2 separate regions of the Mus musculus genome follow, and region 2 is linked to region 1. The links are chromatin loops, found by intact Hi-C in ENCODE. Cell type or tissue: heart. All regions are shown on one strand.

Region 1 (8,000 bases):
TCCATACAGAAACTAGGCTGCAACTGTTTAGGGTATCATTTTTTATGACAGCCAAAAAAAAAAAAAAAGTCAAATTGCTCACATAGCATTACATTTCCTTGACACAACTACAGTTACCTGGGGATCTAAATTAAGGAACTGCCTCCAGCAGATTGGCCAGTGGGTATGTGGATAATTAATCCATGATTGATATGGGAGGACCCAGCCCACTGTGGGTGGTGCCACCCTGGGCACATGGTCCTGGACACTATCAAAAAGGGCAAGCCAGTAAGCAATGTTCTTCCAGGGTTTCTGCTACAGTTCCTCCCAAGAGTTCTTGCCTTGGCTTTCCTCAATGATGAATTATCACAAGACAGTGAAGATAACATAAACACTTTCCTCCCCTGCTGGCTTTTAGTTGTGGTGTTCTATCACAGCAACAGAAAAGAATAGTAAGTAAATAAACAAACAAATATAAAAAAAAGTGGTGTGTCCAGAAATAGGAATGTCATCTACTGGGTAATGGGAAGCATGGATAAGTGTTATAAGATCTACGAACCTCGGCATGGATGAACACGTATGGTGAGTGAAAGCAGCCAAACAGAAAGGTCACATATACATGATTCTATTTATATGGTAATGTTCTGGGGCTAGAGATGGCCCAGTTAATGACGTGCTTGCCACAATCGAGAGGACCTGAGTGTGGATCGCCAGCCCCATGTAAAAAGCCAAGTGCAGTGCAGGCCTGAAATGCCAGCTCAGCAAAGGTGAAGATAGGAAGATCTCCAGGGCTTGCTGAGAAGCAAGCCTAGCTCAGTGAGTGAGCAGCTCGGTGAGTGAGCTCTGAGTTCCAGGAGAGCTCCTGTCCCAAAATAAGGTGAAAAGCAACTGAAAAAGAAACTCAGTGTGGAGCTTTCATCTTGACAGACACACACCAGCACATGCACCTGCATACATGCATACAGACGTACACAGATGACAGACACACACACACATACAATATCCATCAAAGGTGGCCCTAGCAAGCAAACAAACAAACAAACAAACAAACAAATTGCCTAGACACAGAGGTGAAATACTTTGGGAAATGGCAAATGGACGCATTACGCAGTGTAAATAAAGATACAGGATTTTTCCATGGCTGTTTTCCTTGTTAGCCTCCAACCTGTAAGAATCCAAATGCCCAGCCACAGGTGAGTGAATGAATAAGTGGAATCACACAAAGTGCACTACCACTCAGCCACAGAAACGGAACAATTGATAACATGTGCGTTAACACGTATAGGTCTCAAAAATTACTGTGATCAGTAAAAACGGCATCCGGGTATATGCTGTCTGCTTCGGCTTAGATGAAAAACTCTAGAAAGCATAGATTCAACAATCATGACTGATCGCATGACTGCCTGGGGGTAAAATAAAGAAATCGGCTGTAAAGAAATAACTTTTTAAAAGAGCCATGCCCTCTATGCAACTGGAACATTTTGCATATACGTACAGTCAAAACTTATCAAATTGTTCACAACAAATGACTGCAAGATTCTCTCTATACACTGGGCCTTAACTTAGCTGAACAGAAAGTCAAGCAATCACTTACGATTACTGAGACATTGTCTAGGACTTAACACAACTACCTGTGCTTCGCATCAGCCAGTACTTCAATGTCTTTCACAAAGAGACTAGAAATGGAGCTAGGAGATTAGAGAGGGGCAGCTCCTGATCCCTAATGCCACCTAGGAAACAAAAGGCCCTGAGCAAAGGCCAACTTCTGCCAGACTCCGTGTCCATGTCTGTAAAATACATAACTCAGGCCATTACACCCAAGACCCAAAACCCTTAGATTCCTAACTGACTTAGGAATCTTACAAGACAAAATTCTACGACAGCAAGTACTGTACCTGTTTTATTTCCTACTGATCCTCGCTGCCAGTATTTACCTACCATAGAATAAGCACCAAACGGCATAGCCAAGGGCCTTTGGCCAAATGAGCTACAGACAAGAGAGACTTTTAAGATGGGCAGAATCTGTTGTGTCCACTGAGGGGGACTGAATGCTGATAAGTTAGAACAAATCAATAGGTCCCAACTTTGGGGATGGGGGAAAAGGAAAATATTGAGCTTCCAGTGCTCATCTTCATAACGGACTGTTTATACTCTACCTATGTAATATCTGTCTTGCCATCTGCTGCAATGATATGAAATAATTATGCATTTAATGTAGGTGTCTGATACAAAAAAAAAAAAATGCTGCAAATAAGTCGCCGTTGCTGTTACTGTCATCCCAAGGAGTGTCCACTGTCAGAAAGCTGAACAGCAAGGACGGAGTCCAGGAATGTACTACCCACAGAAGCTATGTAAAGCGTATCTGATGTGCTGACCACGCAGACAAGTCATCTGGCCATTGAGGCAATGCTCCAAATAAAAACATGTCACCATACTAAATCTGTGGCTCAGCTGCGCTCGAGCTGAAAACACACAGGTGGTAAACTGGTAAACTGAGGCTCGAGAGTGGCTACAAATATAACCAAGGAATAGGGACAGAAGCAGGACAGGGACATAGATGTCTATCTTTTCATTTCTGACCAAGACTAACTGTATCCAGATCTGCATCCAGAGCAATATGAATTCACAGCACAGACGTGCGCGCGCACACTCACACCACGTCTGCAGGTCTCTTGCAAACAAGGCCCTGACACCCCTTGGCTTAACGCCGAGCATCCACTCAGCCATCCCAGCGGGTCTGCGGGTCCCCTGCCTCTAGCCCGGGACTAACACAGAATCCCAGACGCCCGGAGCCCCACATACCTTAGCTTCCCGCTCTCGTTCCTCCGCGGTCTGGACGCGCTTCATGCTGCTACTAAAGCCGCCTTCGCCACCGTGGGCCGTGTTCCCCCTCGCCCTGGACCCCGCCTCCTGTGTGTAGTTCTCTCAACGGCTCTCTCCCGCCTGGAGCCATTTGCTCTAATACCTAGAAGAACTACCCTTCCCAGAATGCTGCGCGAGACTCCCGAGTACTCCTTGGGCTCCGGAGCTGAATTTCTCCAGTCAGCTAGCAGGGCTAGCGTAGTCCGCTACGCGACCCGCCGACGGCCCGCACCCTACGGAGAACTACATTTCCCAGTGGGTAACGGGACTCACTGTTTTCCCGTGCTCCTCTGGGCCTGCAGAGGCTCGCGCCCTGGGCGCTATAGCAACCGGTAGCTAGCTGAGGGCGAACGCGGAGGTGAGTACTCTGTGAGGTGGGGGCTAATGCAGGTTGGCTGGCTCTTCCGCGGCCTCACAACTGAGCCTGGAGTCTGTTCGAAGCCCAGGATAGACCTGGGATTCTTGCGTGGAAAGCAGTCCATCCCGACACACCTCCACATCCGCAGGCCTGCATCTGACTCGCCCTGACCGCCCGCCCAGCCAGAAACGCAGCTGATAAGAATTGGCAACCCTAAGTCCTACAACTCAAAGGTCCCAGTCACATTTCACTCTGTTTCCCAGAAACTGGGCTTGGATGGTAGAACCTAAGCCTCCCAAGAGGCTTGTTACTGTTGTTGTTGTTGGCTTGTTACTGTTGTTGTTGTTGCTGCTGCTGCTGATTGTCGATTAGTTTTTAAAAGGGGGTCTCCCTATGCATCCTAGGCTGGCCTTAAACTAGCCTTTTTAGCCCATGCTCGTCTCAAATTCAATCAATAATAGGTCTTGCCTCAAGTTCCCACCACCACAATCAGTTTCTAGTGGCCTATCTTTTATTCTTTATTACTGTTTCTCATCTGACTACTCCCATAGTCTGTTAAAGCCATTACAGGGCAGAGACTTTGTTTAAACTCAGTGCCTGGCATTCATTCATTCATTCATTCATTCAATAAATGATAGCGTTAATGTCTACTATGTGACATCAGATAGCAGAAGAGGAACTATTTGGGGGAGGAAGGAGACCAGTGAGAGGAAGCTAGAGAGATGGGGGGGGGAGTGGTAGGGGACAGATATAAGCAAGAAACTATGATATAGGTGTGAAAATATACTAGGTTAAAAATGCATGACATGACAATGAATTACGATACAACTCTGGGATAATGACAAAGGCTGTTGCTGTAAGCAATAAGCCACAGCAGGGTGGTGGCACACTCAGGACAAATTCAGAGTCTACTCAGGGCATGGTGACACCCGACTTTAATCGTAACACTCTGGAAGTAGAGGCAGGGAGATCTTTGAATTCCAGCCAAGTTTATATAGTGAGATGACCCCCCCCCCCATTTTTTAAAGAAAAAAAAAACACAAGGAAAAAATAGAGAATTTGAGGCCAGTATGTTTAGTGTTCTTGGTGAATTTCATGTCAGCCTAGACAGCCTGGGCTTCCCTTGAAAAAGAAAAGTTAGAAACCAGGAAGAAAATTAACACAGAACAGTAAGGGAAACTCTAAGGAAAGGTCAGTTGGACTGAGCTCTGAAGTATGAGGAGACAGAAGAGCCTTAGGAGCAAGATAAAAGCATGCCATATGTGAGGAAAGCAGGGAAGGTTGTAAGTGGATCATAGCAAAGAGGGAGAATTCACTGTGCCATCTACCTACATCAGACCAGTAACAATTTTCTTCTCGGTCATGATAACCAGAAATATCACCAAACAACTAACTCCTGCATTAATGACCTTGAGCAATTGAGCTAGCTTGTCTTAGCTTCTGTTTGTATCTAATGACCTTGAGCAATTGAGCTAGCTTGTCTTAGCTTCTGTTTGTATCTCAGGAACCATTTGAGTAGCCATTGCTTACGCACACTGTAAGCACAGTGAACAATATGTGTTAGCATCAACTTCTGCAGACATTCTTTCAGATATTTGCCCCTAGCAGTGGTTCTCAGCCCATCATGAGTTCCAATCAAAGTTCCAGGCCCTCTCTCTAAGAGAGACTCTTCATGCACATATACGTAGCCACGTCTTCAAATTTCAGACACTGAAATCCAATTCAATCCCTTTATCCATTCAAGTGACTGTTTAATAAATGCTGCTCGCTGAGTGTGCCACCCTCTGTGCCAGCTTCTCAGACAGGTGAACAAGATGGACAAGCATTCTAACGTCTTGGTCTTCACATTCTTCAACCAACATTCTAGAACTGGAAAGTCTCTTCCTTACCAGGGTACTAACAGTTCACATCTAGACCTTTCTAGGAAGGTCAAAGTGGAAATCGAGAGTGTACGTTTTTCCTTATTTATTTGCTTACTATACACTGTATATTCATGTCCACATACAACACTAAGTTACTATGGTATGTCTCTATAGAGAAAAGAAACTGAAAGTTCTAGAACAAGCCATGAAGTAACAAAGGAGGGAGACAAAGTAAAATCACACTGTGAACAAATGGTGCCTCCTCCTTCACAAAGCCTGAAAGGGGCAGCCTGGGTGGGCACAGCATGTAGTCAGTGGGCATTTCGAGACACTTGACATCCCCAGCACATTTGCTAAAGGCCTTTACGTGCTTTTAGGATAACTATGAGATGGGTATAATTTGCTCTGTTTTTAAAATTAGGTAAATTTAATGACTTGGCCAACTATGAGAAGGTAGAACTAACTGTTTGACTCGAGTACATGGCCTGAGTTGTGGTTTGTTTTGGGTTTTTGGGGGGGTATTTTTGGTTTTGTTGTCGTTTTGTTTGGTTTTGTTTTTTTTTCCCCCGAGAATTCATGCTCTCTTTAAGGAAAAGTGTAGGGATCGAAGTATTTCTGAACTGCGGAAGGGTTTGGTTTTGCTTCAGAGAGATGAATAAGGAAAGGAAGGATGATAATCTTACTCATTTCCTAAGAAGACTGTAGTAAATCCTCTGCTCAGAAGACAGTCCTCGTGATTGGGTGCAGTGCTCCTTCTGGACTGGGAGCTTTCATCTTGCTCAGGCAACACATGTGGGCAATAACATGTCCATTAAAGTTCTAGTTTCCTAGCCCCTTTATTTGGCTCATTCCATTGCATAGCTAATGCAATAACTTAGGAAGAGTTTGTTTAAATTTTCTTTTCTCCACAGATAGACCATGTCTGGCCCAAGTGACGAGACAGCAGGAGACCTGCCGGTGAAAGATACAGGTCTAAACCTCTTTGGAGTTGGAGGGTTACAAGGTATGGCCACCTGTTATTTATTACAGTTATGAACTTTGATCAGTAATTTCTTTACTTTTAATTTAAAGTATTTCTGATAGTCATACAAAGCCAGCCATTTGAGTAACTATATAGCTCTTGATTGGACTAAACAAGAGAGAGAGTTTAAAACACATATGGTATTTTACTGCGAGCATCAATTATCAACAGCTCATAGCAAATGCAAGATCCCCCTCTGTTCTGATAAAGAGTTGTTATAAATCATCTTTTTAAAATTCCACACATCAGTAGAAACTGCATAGAGTATCAGGCCCCCAAACTGAATTGCCTGGTTTAAATCACATTCACCATTAAAACACTTCTTTATGTTCACATTTTATTTGGGAGGAAATACCATATTTTAAATATTTTGCCTTTCAAGTAGAGTATCTCAAAATGGCGTGTTTATGCAAGTGATAGTGAGTTTTCAACCACATTAATATACATTAAAGGCTTTCTTTATCCTTTTAGCATTTGGTTGTTCCTGTAGAGCTGGAGTATTTTCAACTGAGAAAGCAAAGCACTGCTTTCAAACACCAGAGACTGAAGAACCAAGTTCCTGTCTGTGACAAAGCTAGTCAGACCCTTACACCACTATCCTTGCTTGTAGAAGGCTCAGGGTTAAATTGTGTCTTAAGGACTCTACATACACCTTTTAATTGTAACAATGTCTCTGGCCAGGCTTAATTATAAGTATATAAGAACAAATTGACCACACCAATTTTTTTTCTTTAAAAATTTATTTATTATATGTAAGTACACTGTAGCTGTCCTCAGACACTCCAGAAGAGGGCATCAGGTTTCATTATGGATGGTTGTGAGCCACCATGTGGTTGCTGGGATTTGAATTCCGGACCTTCGGAAGAGCAGTCAGCGCTCTTAACCACTGAGCCATCTTGCCAGCCCCCACACCTATTATTAAAAGGAAGGATGTTTAGGCTTTGATTTAGATAATGGAACCAGTGTCAGGTGTTCAAATACAAATAAATTTGAAGTGTTTTAAAACTGGGTTTTGGTATTATGTAAGTTCAATCCTTATCATCAGTAGCTACCCTCAGTCTTTTATATTGACTGAAATTAAATGTGTGTATATACGTAAAAGTTTTAGAAATTTGTTGGGTTTGGTTGGGTTAGGTTTGGTTTGGTATGGTTTAGTTTGGTTTGGTTTGATTTGGTTTTTGAGACAACGTCTTACTATGTATGTATGCACTGCTGGTCTGGAACTCACTATGTAGACCAGACTGGGCTCGAACTCACAGATATTTGCCTGCCTCTGTCTCCTTGTTGCTGGGATTTTTTTAAAAAGTATGTACCACAATGTTAGGTCAAAAAGTTAATTTTCAATATATTAAATAGCTTATAGAGAAATGATCTGTGAAACTTTCAAACCACAGGTTTTGGGTTTATTTCTGAGGAATTTGTATTTGCTTTATATTTTATTTTTCTATATCCTAGCTCCCTCATTCAGAAAAAAAAATGCCCTAATAATATTATGTTCACTGAATTGCTCCAGTTTTGTCTCTGTAAGAAATACACACAGATTTGCAGATTGAACCTCTCACATGCCAGGCAAGTGTTGTATGCTACCTCACTGCGTTCCCAGACCGGGCAGCCTGGCTTTTCTAACTATGAGCTTTACAGTGCTCAGAATTAGAGGAATTAGAAATCTGTTGAACCAATTTCCTCCTGAAAAAGTGATGAAGGCCACACCAGTGAATAAAGCCGTTGCTCAGACCCCTATTGCTATATGAAAAGCAGTCATCACAAAGACCTCACTGAAGCTTGATGGCATAGACAGTTTTCTAAACAACAACAACAACAAAAAACCCACAACTTAATTTGTAGGTCAAAAGGAGAGAAATCTGAGTGTGATAGTGTATGCCTGTGATCCCAGCACTTGGAAAGTAGAGGCAGGACG
Region 2 (8,000 bases), 60 kb before region 1:
CTCCTTCTTTTGCTCCCTCCCTCCCTTGCTCCCTCTAACATACACATAGTAAGGTAATCCCACTCCCTCATGTTTGACACACACATGCTCACAGCCAACATTAAAGAGAACTTCAGTAACCCAGGGCAGTTGTGGTTTGCTCTGAAACCTGACTTCTAAACAGCCATCAACTGCATATGTCAGCCCCGAGAGCCAGTGGAACAACACACTTGCTTTCATGAAAATGGTCCTGAAAACAGCTAATATGTTAGTCTTGACTGTCCCAAAGAAGTGAGGATTAACTTTATTGTGGGTTAAATTAGTTGAACTCCAAAAGAGTAAAAAAAGACAAGGACAATAAACAGTCCCATTGTCTCAGGCCCCTGGAAGCCAAGGGTGATGAGACCAAATGCAACTTGAGAAGGAGTCTGAGCCTGAGCATTTTTCAGATTCCAAGTAAAGAAACAAGGCAAGCTTTGACATGGACAAGATACCCGAGACCACAAGCAGCAGCCCCGAGTGTAGTCCGTTTCAGACAACTCTAGAACCACCCCTAAATGACTGCTGAGGAGCCCAGCGGAGGCTAGTTTTCCCACACTGCACCATTCATCACTCCGACCAGGCACCAACTGGCTAGGCTAAGAAATAACCATCGTACCTCCTCCCTCCAAAAGAGCCCTGAGCACTGCTGCAGTGCTAGGCGCTGGCCTAGGAACGCTGGGTTGATTAGCTTTTAACTACGAAAGGTTCAAAACTTGTGTCCTGTCTGGCACCAAACAAAGAACACGGGCACGTGCGCAAAAAGGCAAATTCATGTGGCTCCTTCTGAGGGTAACCATATGAAAGAAGGACGAAAGAATGTCAAATACCCAGAGCATTTCAGAAAAGACATGAAATGAGCTCTGGTGTTACAGGGTGGAAGGGAATCCCGCATGCTGGCTGGCGGCATCCATTCTTCACTGAGCTTCTGTCTAGGCAGGGGCAGCCTGTGTGCCTGGCCCCGAGCTGGATACTGGGGATGATATAAAGGCAGCTGTCGCCAACATCACCGCGCAGCAGTGAGCATCACCAAAGCTCAGTTGAGCATTTACTGTGTCAGCCCCCTTGGCCTGCAGTAATTCCTGAGATTCCCCACTCCAACCCAGCACAAACCACAGACACGGGAGGAAACAGAAGAACTTACAGCAGTAGACAGGCAAAACTTTATTTTTTTTAAAAACATAAAACTACTATTTTTAGATAATTTCTGGGGACTCTTTCTATACTCAGAAGAATGAACAATTTACATCAATTGGTACTGAATTATCCCAGCTATCCTCAGAACAAGGTCTGTAACTGTTATGAAGCCTGACTTCCATGTTCAATACGTCATGTCACAAAAACCACAAATAAATTACTCCCCTTGATAGAAAGTGAAAATTGAAGAGTCCCATGGACTTAATGGCAGTGTTTTAAAAAAAAAGACGTACTTTCCCTTTTTAAAAAAGACAATCACCAAAAGAAGCTGCTACAAAAAAAAAAAAAAAAAAAGAAAGAAAGAAAGAAAGAAAAAAGAAAAAAAAGAAAAGCCTGGGTCCTAAGGCAGATTACAAAGTTTAAAGAAGGCTGACCAGAGGAAGGGTCAATGTGAAACTGCTGATAACACAGCTCTCAACATTGCCAAAATCAGTCTCCACATTCGCTCAGAACAAAAGAGTTGGACTGCCATCTTTAAGGTCAGATTAAGGTGACGGGCTGGATTAAGCCATCCATCAGGTAAAATAAATGTTCTGACCAGAGCCTAAACACTTCTAATAGTAGGGTCAGCACAGAGGCCTGGCCCAGTGGGGAGATGCCCTGTGGCTGCAGCTCAGAAGGCTGCCCTACAAATTCTCACTAGACGCTTAATCAATACGATGCCTTAGGACTCGAACTGCTACCGTAAAATCAATATTACCTTTATTTTAAGTAGCAGGAGGAACAATGAGATTATCTTGTTGCTTACAAGTCTGCTGTGGACAATCTGGCTCCTGGTGTATGTCACCTTTTGCTTTTGCCTGGGAGGAATGAGTTTGCTGGGCTCGGAGGCAGCCTGGCAGCAGGGCCACAGACAGGGAGAGTTGAGGGTACACACACTAGCTCAGGAAAGCTAAAGAAAGATGCCCCAAAGCTTCCATCCAGCAACTGCACACTGGACCTCCTGCTCTCAGATTCCTGCCTCCCAGCAGCCCCTTGGATGCCACATGGGGACCTGAAGACCAAAGGACTGTTCTTCCTCAGTCTTCTGATTGCCATCAACAGACACAACCTAGTCCCTGATGCCATTCTGGTCCCTCTCGTCTCTGAATCATCTTCATCCAGTCTCACAAGAAATCCCATCAACTTTGCCTCAGGATTAGATCCTAAGTCTCTCCCCTTCTATGGGCCTCTGTAATCACCTCCTGTCCCAGACATCAATGCACCCTTGGCAAGACTTCCTCCCTAATTCTATTCTCACCCTCAGATATATTTATAAAATAACAAATCAGCAGTTATTCTTCACCTTAACCCTGACTGTGGTCTCCATTGAGTTGTAATAGAATCTAAATATTTACCCAAGACTAAAGGTGCTTCTAAGACCTTAAATTCTGGCCACAGAGCACCTTCATCGCCTATATGAAAAGACTTATCAGGACATGAAAAATCCAAGCATCCTCAGCCCGTGTTGTCGTATTTGGGGCTCCATATAAGATGCTATTTCGGATCACTCTAACTAAAGCCCCTCCTGCCATCTTCCTCATCACTTCTTTACCTGCTTCCTGGCTTGCCTCTAACAGAATGTTAGCCTAGAGGGGAACAGTTCTGGTCTGTGTTGTTACCACAGAAACCACCAAGAACAGAGTGAGCACCTACTAGCACATACTCTGCTAGATTCCTTGTAAGGAAAACATGGGTAACCATGGAAATCTGGTATTGATATCCGTCACGCTGAACATACTGGCAAAGCGCTTCAGTCAGAGAGAGAAGCTGAGCACAGAAAGACCTTTGGTTTTTTTCTAAATTGGTTTAATCTTTTTAACATTCCAAAAGAGTAATATTTTCAATAAGAGGTCAAGAAGAAAACAAGTCCCAGCTCCTTCGACCTGGATTTCAATGCTATGAAGCCGGTGTTGACAGCAGAGGTTCAGATGGGGTCTCCAGACACCATCACCAAATCTGCCTCCAATGAGTGGATTTGGCCCGTCTTGCCTGCACACTCTCCATCTCTCTCTCTCTCTCTCTCACACACACACACACACACACACACACACACACACACACACAGCCTTCCTCAGCTCCTCACAAGACTGCCCACAGTACTCTGTGCCTTTCTGAATTCATCCCCTCTACCAATCAAGAGCAGGCTCACCTCCTAGCTAAAGCCTGTTTGGCTCCAAGGCAAAGGAAAATGAACAGGAAAGGCACAGGATCCACCCAGGAGCTGGGTGAGGGGCCAATGTCCACTCACTCGTGTGTTCTGGGTAAGGCGTTGTGCCCACCCACCTGCCAGGTACACAGCTGGGTAAGGAGTTAGCCTCTCCTCAGAAGCTGGGCATGATGGTCAGTACTCTGAAGTTTGATCGAGCCTCAGGGGTAAATTCAAATAAGCCCCATTTCTAGGTAAGAAACTGGCATATTAGGTCCAAGACTTTGCAGAAATCAAACAAGGAAGCAGCAGAGATGAAACTGACATCATTCACACTCTAAAGTCCCGACTCTCTCTAAGGAATCATCTTAGCAACAAAAATAATGAACACACAAAGAAAATCTTGCTCTTGCTGATTAAATTGGATGTCTCCTGTTCCAGACAGTGCTTCACCACTTTCTCCTGACTGGGCCCCTACATGGCAACCTCTGTGTGAACTGGATTGCTACAGAACAAATACAAAAATCCCTGTAAAATTTCCCTTTCCTATCATACACACAGGTAAAATAGTTGAGTTGTACAGGAGAGCAGTACTAAATTTTCCTTCCTAGTATTTCTACCTCACCCGGACAAATGTCAGGAGCTTGTCAACTTGGTCAGTGTTATCAAAGGACAAATAACGTAGCTCAGCATAACACATGTCAGACTCCCGGGTGCTCACAGTGGGGCCCAGAGCCAAATGATCCTCAGAAGCCAATGGCTGCAGCCAATCGGAACTCCCTTAAAAATACAAGACCCAAGAAACAAAAATAGAATCACTATGTTAAAATACCCTCTCATCTGGGAGCTTTCTAAATAAATCAAGAGTAAAATTAAAATTTAATGAAGCAAATTTTTCTCTTGTCAATCTTTACTCACCTACAATAATTATTTTTAATAAGTCACATGACATCATGACATCTTAAAAGGTCTGTGACTACAAGAAAAAAATTGCATTCAAAATATTGGGCAAAAGGCCAAAAGTAATTGGGCTAGCATGCTTATTTTAGTCCTTTTATTTAAGGGGTAGACAGGATCTTGGTTTGTAATCCAGGCTGGCCTTGAACATCTTCCTCCACCTGAGTGCTGGGGTCATAGATGTTCCCCCACCCCCACCCCGAGCCCCCAATGCCCAGCTGTCATAGTTCTTCTCTATACTGGAACACATCAGAAATCATCTGATAAATATCTTCTAGACCTTCCAATTGTTCCAGATATTTTTCTTTATTGCTCTATTTTCTCACTAAACATTATTAAGGATATTCATCACAAACCCATTTCAAATAGCATTCTGTGAAGAAATAAATTCATTTCATACTCTGCTTGAAAACAATACTGATCACTTCTCTGCTAATCGGCCCTCTGTTTTCACAGATAAGGTGACAACTTTTAAGGTGCATTAATGACATATTAAGTTAAAACTTTGAAACTTGTACCACCAAGAGCAATCATTCTGATGCTATAGGCCCTTTTCTCGGGACCAGTGAGAACTCAGCTCTTAGGGAGGTCACTGTCTCCAGAAGGCACTCCTCTTTTGTGATAAGCTACAGCAAACAACGAAATGCCACCAGGCAAAGATTCTGTCCTTCCTTCTTTCATTCCGCCCTCCCTCCCTTTCCTGCTTCCTCTCCATCTTTTTTCCTACTTCCTTTCTGTTTTGTTTTTAAGATCACAGGCTTGTGAGTTATACGGTGTCAGGTTCAGCCTAAAACGATAAAGCCCATCCTCCCCCCGCCCCCTCGCATGCTCCAGGGGTGTAAATATTTCATGGTATCGCCATCATTCACTCAGTGCTTACACTGTCTGATCCGCCTCCATTCCGTCTGTCCAGTGCTCTGGAGGATAGCGCGTTCTCATGTCTGCTGCTCAGTCACATAAAGCCCTTGTTCCTCAAAGGTTCTTCAAAGTTCAATAATTCATTAAACACTGCGCTGGGGTCGGTGAGCACACACAGAAATGCAAGACTGTAGAATGTGTGACACTATTAAAGGCTTTCTCTAATAAAAATGGTGACTTTAGAGATAATGACAGCATTGTTACTAATACGAGAGAGCGCACTCTGAACAACTGAAGCTCTACTGAGCTGAGAGACAAGAGCTTAAACAGTTACAGGGAAGTCATTAAGCAAGCCCTCTGTGAAACAGGCCATGAAGGAAGGTGAGGTCACAATGCCAGGCCCAGGTCTTCCCTCAGAATAAGAAGTCAAGTTCCCATTGCTACTTTTTGTAAACGCCATAGACACATTTACAATCTCAATCTCAAAATAGTCTGAAACTGAAGACTAATGACATTTTAAACTTAGAAATACTATCTCCAAAATCTACTTATTATCCTTACTCTTCCCTGCTATGTTCTAAGCAATAGGCCAGGAAGACACTGTGCAGAAGCACATGAAGCACACTTGAAAACAAAGAATAAAATACTGGGTGGTATATTTACATCATCAAGTATCCACTGAACTCAGATCTACTGAGAACACAAGAGCGGACTAAAAGCATCACTTGGTAGTCACAAGGCTACAAGATGCAGTTGGATGACAAGGCTTAAAGGGCCAAATATAGTATAGAAACCACTGCTAAATTAACATCCAAAGCCAGGACATGTCAAGAAGACAGAACTGAACCAATCTGAGCAGGAGTAGGCAAGGAGATTTTTAAGAAGGGAGAAATGACTTATGTATTAAATTGATTTCTTATTTCTCTCAAATAGACCCTGGAATCAGAAACTAATAAACAAATTAATGATTAACACAACAAATTAACTTCTACTTAAATATGATGGTGTCAAAACATGTACCTGACGCCTTCCTCAAATGATATTCTTGTAAAGAAGTTAAAACAACAGAGGCAAGCAGACCTTTGTGAGTTCAAGGCCAACCTGGTCCACATAGTGTCTTCTAGGCCAGTTAGGGCTACATAGGGAGATACTGTCAAGAAAGAAAAGAAGAGAAGAGAAGAGAAGAGGAAGAGGAAGAGGAAGAGGAAGAGGAAGAGGAAGAGGAAGAGGAAGAGGAAGGAAAGACGGAGATTTAAACAAAATAACAAAAAAAGTCAGAGACAAAAAAAGAATGTAAGACAGATAACAGCAGCCTAGAGCTGAGAGTCCGAGCATGCTGAGAGAGAAGCAGAGGAAGGTAATCAGTACAACAGCAAAGGCACGCAAAGCCCCTCCACTACCTGGAGTGAAGCACCCCCCACTCCTTGCCGCCTTCTCCTGAAAGCCTCAGAATTTACAGGAACCAGAGACTTCTAAAGGCAGATGTATCTTAAAGTGGGGCTGAAAACAGGGAGGCTGGGCAGAAACAAGCAAAGCTGGGTTATCCTTTCTGTCCTAAGCCTAAACCAAGGCCAAATCTTTGACCAAGCAGAACATGAGCTGTACTGTCTGGAGGGGGCGGCCTGAGGCTAGCTGGGATACTACAATACCCAGCTCACTTCAGGGCAGAAGTAAGAGCAGCACCCAACCCTTAGGTCTGCCCCCTCCCCGCTCCCGGGTAGCTCAGGGCTCAGAAATCCAAGCACTGGGTACTTCAGCAGGTCACCTCCATGCATCCTGCAAGGCACTGAGCAGGCCTCTTGGACAAAGGCGCTATCTTCCATCATTTCTTGTTAGCTTCCTGCCTGCTGATGTTTAGCTAACTCGTCAATACTGGACCCTGTGGATGGATCTTCTGGCTTCCTATGTCTTCTCTCACACATACACTCTCAGGAGAGACAACTTTTGTATTTTCTAATAGTTTTATGAAAAACGTTTACTTTTGCTACTGTATTTTTAACTTTTCAGAAATCATTCCTGTTCTAAGGTAACATTCTCCTCTTTAAAATTTCCTAATGAGAAATTTCAGAAACATAAAAGCAGAGAATTATATACTAACTCCTAGGTAAACATCACACAACATCCATAACAATTATCATTTAATACTCTTCTTTCTTCTGTTCTACCATTGTTTCTGTATTTTTTCAGAGAAATCCCTAGATGTCATATTTTGACTGCAGTTTGTGTGTGTATGTGTGCACGCGCCTGTGTGTGTATAATATATATAGACAGATGTTTCCTAAAAAGTAAAATATATTATCACAACTAACATTATCAATGTGAATGTTTTCCTTTAATAGCATCTTGTTCCTGTATGAAGACAACACTTTCTTTCACTTATTTAAGAATTATTATCATTTGTTTTAAAGGGTTGAAATAATTTTGTTCTCTTTTAAACCATATTTTATGTATAGCAATAAAATTTACATGTAAAAAAAAACTAGAATGGTTTGGTATAGTTTTAAATGGGAGGAAAAAAACCTAAAATGTTCAGGTTACAGAACCACTTCCCTAGGAGTAATGGCTTTCTTTCTTCTTCCAATGACCATTAATGCAAAAGGAATCAGTCATCACCAGTCACTGAATACATCTGTAGCAAGGACCCACCGAGAAAGTTATTTCCCCCCTTCCGACTACCATGTAGTAACTGTGTAAGTATAGCGTCTAAGATGCTCATGCCTGTATACAATGCACTACGATTACATTCAATCTCCATCGGGGCCATCTCTCATTGGCTCCAGCTCCAGCAGATCTTAGTCTCCCCGGGTAATCCCCCTTCGACTTGCATGAACGTTTGAATCTG

The links. Hi-C counts contacts between places; a loop is a spot of excess contacts. Peaks named below come from ENCODE experiments on the same cell type or tissue, not always from the same donor. Only the 100,000 strongest peaks of a DNase experiment are listed, where the experiment ranks them.
Region 2: it touches region 1 in a loop (2.4-fold over the local background); 3 of 42 quality-filtered maps call a loop at or near these places.

The regions. Positions count from the first base shown.
Region 1 is chr8:91,308,402-91,316,401 of GRCm38, reverse strand. Rpgrip1l (Rpgrip1-like) reads left to right here and starts at 3,180. Exons shown (of 26, transcript NM_173431.2): 1 at 3,180-3,199; 2 at 5,973-6,064. The coding sequence starts at 5,980. Fto (fat mass and obesity associated) reads right to left here and starts at 2,877. Exons shown (of 9, transcript NM_011936.2): 1 at 2,782-2,877. The coding sequence starts at 2,826. In heart, a CTCF peak has its summit at 3,015; a DNase peak (open chromatin) is centred at 3,031; H3K4me3 peaks cover 2,188 bases; H3K27ac peaks cover 1,439 bases.
Region 2 is chr8:91,368,244-91,376,243 of GRCm38, reverse strand. The region is part of intron 1 of Fto (fat mass and obesity associated); the gene reads right to left. Among named protein-coding and RNA genes, the nearest start is that of Fto, 59 kb to the right of the region's middle. In heart, no CTCF peak of the experiment used is centred here; a DNase peak (open chromatin) is centred at 4,063; H3K27ac peaks cover 1,808 bases.